2 separate regions of the Homo sapiens genome follow, and region 2 is linked to region 1. A link is a loop called in an ENCODE intact Hi-C map of the cell type or tissue named here. Cell type or tissue: pancreas. All regions are shown on one strand. Each heading gives the region's core, and the rest is flanking DNA. Links, peaks and the distances in the headings are about the cores only.

Evidence for each region. A loop is a pair of places that touch in the nucleus more often than their neighbours do. Peaks named below come from ENCODE experiments on the same cell type or tissue, not always from the same donor. Only the 100,000 strongest peaks of a DNase experiment are listed, where the experiment ranks them.
Region 2: it touches region 1 in a loop (2.0-fold over the local background); 22 of 110 quality-filtered maps call a loop at or near these places.

The regions. Positions count from the first base shown.
Region 1 is chr12:113,161,159-113,164,055 of GRCh38, forward strand. It overlaps DDX54 (DEAD-box helicase 54), which reads right to left. Exons shown (of 20, transcript NM_024072.4): 16 at 1,974-2,116; 17 at 1,774-1,887; 18 at 735-839; 19 at 112-224. Among named protein-coding and RNA genes, the nearest start is that of MIR7106, 3.4 kb to the left of the region's middle. In pancreas, for the core only: no CTCF peak of the experiment used is centred there; a DNase peak (open chromatin) is centred at 1,116.
Region 2 is chr12:113,098,434-113,101,330 of GRCh38, forward strand. RASAL1 (RAS protein activator like 1) reads right to left here. Exons shown (of 21, transcript NM_001301202.2): 20 at 2,195-2,247; 21 at 845-1,635. The coding sequence ends at 1,496. Among named protein-coding and RNA genes, the nearest start is that of RASAL1, 36 kb to the right of the region's middle. RefSeq lists an enhancer at 1-76. In pancreas, for the core only: no CTCF peak of the experiment used is centred there; a DNase peak (open chromatin) is centred at 1,538; H3K27ac peaks cover 497 bases.

The DNA of each region.
Region 1 (2,897 bases), core at 102-2,601:
CCAGCTCTGGGGCTCTGCAGTAGCCCCTGCACCTGTGCCTCAGCGTTACCCTAATCTGACCACAACTGCTCTGCCTACCTGTGCACCCACACTCCCCACCCTGGCTCTCACCTTGGCCACGGTCTCGCTTCCCACCTCTTCGCTCTGGGCCTCGCCGGTCAGATGCCCCTTCTTCGTCCGAGTCACGATCATCAATTTTCTGTTTCTGTTTCCACTTCTGATAGCTGGGAAACCTCGTTAAGGAAGCTGCGTGAAGCCCCTGGGATGGGAGAAGGCTCCTCCCCACACTGCCCCAGCAGACAGAGTTCCGTTATCCCAGCCGCAGCTGAAGCTGCTCGGCCCCGCCCCCAGCACACAGGTCCCACTTATTGGAGATGCTGTTGCTGAAGCTGCTCGGCCCCGCCCCCAGCACCAGGTCCCACTTATTGGAGATGCCGCTGCTGAAGCTGCTGGGCCCGCCCCCAGCACAGGCCCCACTTACTGGAGATGCTGCTGCTGAAGCTGCTGGGCCCCGCCCCCAGCACAGGTCCCACTAGTTCGAGATGCTGCTGCTGAAGCTGCTCGGCCCCGCCCCCAGCACCAGGTCCCATCTATTGGAGATGCGGCTGCTTAAGCCGCTCAGCCCCGCCCCCTCCTCCCCGCCCCCGCCCCCGCCCCCAGGTTCCACTTAATTGAAGCTGCTCCTGCTGAAGCTCCTCGGCCCCGCCCCTCCCCAGCCACGCCCCTCAGGATACAGGTCTCGCTTGTAGGAGCTGCTGATGTAGCGGCCGCTCTCTGTCTTAATCTTCTTCTTGTCTTCCTGTCCTGACTGTCCCACAAACCGCTTCTTCTTACGGTCCCTGCAGGAGAGGGAGTTGGGACGGCTGCCGTGGAGGGAAACCCTTGGAGTGCCGGCTGCCGCTTGGGGCCTGTCTCCTCACCCGACCCTCTTGTCAGGTTGTTGGAGCATTAAAGGAAAGCAGTGCAGCCATGTCTGGCATGCAGTTGGCGCTCAATAAAGGCTTCTTCCCTATCCCTCCTCACCTCTCCCTGCAGTCCAGGTCTCAAAAGGGAGTGCGGAGGTCAGAGGACTGCCGCCAGCACTGGGGCCTGGCTCAGGGACAAGGGCCTCCTGGAGGGTTTCCAATCCCCTCCCCCTACCCAGCTGTGACCCTGGGTTGAGTCACATACACTCTCCAGACGCTAGAGTCCTGAACGAATGGGTCCTGAGCCCTGTCTAGAAAGACTTGCCAGCAAAAAGAATAGACGGGGTCAAGATCTCTGTGGTGTGTGATCAAATCAAGGGGACAGCACAGCCAGGGGCCATCACACCTGCTGTGAGTGGTCACATGGGGGACAGCCAGGCCATAATCTGGGCTGTGCAGGATCAGATGGGAGTGAGGACTTCAGGGAGCTCACCCTGCCTGCTGGCATGGAGGGCAGCTCACTCGATCACTCACCCTGGGCCTGGAGGGGTGGCTCACTCGCTCACTCACCCCAGGGAATGGAGGGGCGGCTCACTCGCTCACTCACTTCAGGGAATGGAGGTAGGGGAGGCTCACTCGCTCACTCACCCCAGGCATGGAGGGGCAGCTCACTCTCTCACTCACCCTGGGCCTGGAGGGGCAGCTCACTCGATCACTCACCCCGGGCATGGAGGGGCGGCTCACTCACTCACTCACCCCGGGCATGGAGGGAGGGGCGGCTCACTCGATCACTCACCCCAGGCACGGAGGAGCAGCTCACTCGGTCACTCACCCCGAGCATGGAGGGGCGGCTCACTCGATCACTCACCACTTGAGCTGCTGCCGGCCCCTCGTCAGGTTCTGGGCTTCATCCCCCATCAAGTCCAGGACAGCGCCAGCTGCCTGCTGCTCAAAGGCTCCCCCTTCCCCGCTGATGCTCAGGCTGCAGAGGGAGAGTGGGAGACATAATTGGATTGATGGGACCCAGCGGACCCAACTGCCCCACCCAGGACCCAGCCAGCCACTCACCCCCGCTCGCTGTCAAAGTCCTTGGGCCGGTAGGGGATGTAGAATTCCTGGTCCCGCTGCCGGGCCTCCTCCCTCCGCCTCTTGGCTCCCCTGTTGGGTCCTGACCGCTGCCGCTTCCGGCCCACGACCTCTGAGAAAATGTCCTGGCAGAGCACAGACCAAGGCCCAGTGTCATGCCTGCTGCCCCCTGGGGACTTCCCCCTGCCTCCCTACCCACCAGCCTGGCCACAGTGAGGGGCCAGTGGCTTCTCGGGGACTTTCAAAGCTTCATTTTGCCATTTCTTAGCTGGGTGACAGTGTCTCCTGTGGGACCCTCAGTTTCCTCATCTGCACACACAGTGCAACCCCTGCCTCAGGGACCAGCAGAGGCAGGACAGCTGGGTGAGGAGGAGAGTGCCGGCCGAGGGAGACCCAACTCCCCATTCCAGCTCCGCACCCCAGGCTATGTGACAGCCGGCCCTGCCCCTCTCTGCGCCTGGCCTGCTCTGAACAACATGGACTAGGCCAGGGGTCTCCAACTGGTCTTCTTGGCTACTGAACCCTCTGTCCAAACAAAACATGAGAGAGGGACATCCTGGGGGACGCACAGGCCCAGGACCCACCCACCAGGTGAATGGGACACTTCATGGTCCTCCCTCTGAGTGGAGACCTACACGTCTCACTGCAGAAGCCCTGATGTGTTTGGTGGCTGGTGATGCCCCGGACCCCACTGAGGGTGTCATGTCGTGCACAGCTCCTCAGGCTAAAGATCTGGCCCCAGAGTTTTAAACGAGGGATGGTGGACAAGAACCATGCCCCGACTCTGCAGATGGGAAGCTGACTGCATCCACCTCCATCCACTGCTCAAAGATCCTAGGACAGCCTCATGGGCTGCTGGGACTTAGCCACCCCTTCCCCATACCCCAGGTCCAGGGTCCCCAGGGT
Region 2 (2,897 bases), core at 288-2,787, 63 kb before region 1:
CCCAGCCTTAAATCAGCCTCTCTGCAACATGCCAGGACGCCCCTGTAGTTCTGGTGGATGCTGCGGCTTCGGGCAACCCCTGCTGGCCACCCTCGGGATAGCGCCGTGTCTTTCCTGGTCCACTTGATCCCCTGCCAGGTAGGCTTTGGTTTCTGTCCCACCCCCTAGTGACACAACACCGGAAACGAGTCCTTGGAGGCCCTTCCAGTTCTGCCAGTCACATGTTCCCAAACATTTGTACTCCGTGGTTCATTCTCAGACAAAACCTCAACCCAAACTCTGGCATATAAAATTGCAAGCCAGGCACTGACTCACACCTGTAATCCCAGCAACTAAGGAGGCCGAAGCGGGAGGCTCATTTGACGCCAGGAGCTTGAGACCAGCCTGGGCAACATAGTGAGACCCCCCATCTCTACAAAAATTTAAAAATTAGCCAGGCGTGATGGCTTGCACCTGTAGTCGCAGCTGCTCTGGAGGCTAACGTGGGAGGATCACTGAAGTCCAGAAGTTTGAGGGTGCACTGACCTATGATCATGCCACTGTACTGCAGCCTGGGCAACAGAGTGAGACCCCCAACTCTAAAAACAAAATAAAATAAAATTGCCCATTCCCCAGGCCTGTGGTCCTCAAAGCTGATACTCATCCAAATGACCTACGGAATCTGTTAAATAACCCTGATTCTTGCCTTCATATACCCTCAGATTCTGAGTCAGTAGCTGGCTGGGCCTCAGAAATCTGCATTTCTAGCAGACATTCTAGCGGGTGGTCTTTGGCCCACAGTCAGAGAAACTCCTCCCTTGTTCTTGAACTACCTCATTGGAATCCAGTTTGAAAACCACACATCTAGACTTTCCCTCCTCTTTTTATACAGGGTAATCTGAGACCCAGAGAGAGATAAACAGCCTGGCCCAAGGTCTCCCAGGCTCCAAGGGTCTGAGTTTGGCACACTGGACCCCCACCCAGCCTTGGTTCTTCCTGAGGGCACCTGATTCTGGAAGCTTGTGGTTGGAGTCCTAGGCCAAGGGCAGGGTACAGAAGAATCAGTGAGGTTATAGGGATTAGCAGACATGAAAACAGGAAGGAGTGAGGCCATTTAGTGCCCATCTGGGGCAACAACATCACATGGGCATCAGGAATTCAGGTCCAGCTGTATCCAGCAGCTCAGGGCCAGGCTGGCCTCCTTGGTATGGATAGAGGCCAGTTTGGTGAAGTAGAGACCCCAGTCTCAGTCAAATAAGTCAGGTTCCTTATCCTATCCACTCCAGTCTGAATCAAGCCAGAGGGCAAGTTTCACTCAGTGCAAGGCTGGCCCCTGCCAAAGGGCTTCCATGCCCTGAGTTCTGGACTCAAGGCACACAGGACTAGGCACGTCTCTGGGAGCCTCCAAACCACAGAATCAAAGAGGTCCAAGGAGACAGGAGACTCCCGGGGCAGGATGCGCTGAAGAGGGCCCCCTGGCTCTTGCTCCTCCTTCCGGGCTAGCTCTGGCATTTCCTTAGGGGCCAAGGGGGCCCAGGGCCGCCTTCCCTCGCTCCTGCTGCTGGAACTCCTCGTGGGCACGATCCAGGTCTGCGAGCACCTCCAGCAGGCGGGCAGTTGCTGCTCTTTGCCGGGCCAGGACCTCAGGACAGGCCCCTAGGAGGGAGACAAGAGGCCACAGGGGCTCAGCCAGTCCAGGGCAGGCTGCTGTAACCCGGACCCAATGGTTTCTCATGCTGAAGATGTGCCTTGTGCCCTGAGAACCCTAAAATCCTTGAGAATCCCCACACACAGCCCTGTGGCCTGATAATGGACTGGAAACAGGAGGACACAGGAGACAGTGGGGAAGTGCCTGCGAAGAAAAAGGGACCTCCTTAACCCCTTAGCTTCTTTTTTTGGGGGTGGAGGCAGAGTCTTGCTGTGTTGCCCAGGGTGCAGTGCAGTAGCATGATCTCAGCTCATTGCAACCTCCACCTCCTGGGCTCAAGCAATTCTCATGCCTCAGCCTCCCCAGTAGCTGGGATCACAGGTGTGCACCACCACGCCCGGCTAATTTTTAAATTTTTAGTAGAGACAGGGTTTCACCATGTTGGCCAAGCTGATCTCGAACTCCTGACCTCAAGTGATCCACCCACCTCGGCCTCCCAAAGTGCTGGGATTACAGGTGTGAGCCACTGCACCCAGCCTTTACCTTCTGAGGTACAGGAGCCCTTACCTGTGTCTGCCTCCAGAGTTGTATCCATGTTAGAATCCTCCAGTAATTTCAGCCTGGAAGGTAAGAGGGAGAAAGACAAGTCTGGTCCCTGATTCCCATTCCTGCTTCCTACCCCAGAAATTCTCTGAGAAATTAGTTTTCCTGAACCATCACCATCACCATCTACCATCATCATCATCATCATCTACACAGCAAACATTTCTAGAGTGCCAGATACTATTCTAAACCTTTTACATGTATTAACTCATTTAATTATCATGACAAACTCATATGAGGTAGGTATTTACTATTAGCTCCATTATACAGATGATCACTGAGACACAGAGAGGTTAGGTAACTTGCTTAAGGTCACACAGCATCAGCAGCAGCATCATTATCACTTATTGAAAGCTAACTATCTGGCCAGGCACCTACAAAGTGCTCTACCTGTATTAGCTCATTTGATCCTCAGGACAACCCACGAGGTCGCCACCATTATTATCCCCCTTTTCCAGATGCACTGGTTGGGTGCAGTGGCTCATGCCTGTAATCCCTGCACTTTGAGAGGGCAAGGCGAGACAGGTGGATCACTTGAAGTCAGGAACTGGAGACTAGCCTGGCCAACATGGTGAAACCCCGTCTCTACTAAAAATACAAAAACTAGTCAGGCGTGGTGGCAAGTGCCTGTAATCCTGGCTATGTGGGAGGCTGAAGCAAGAGAATC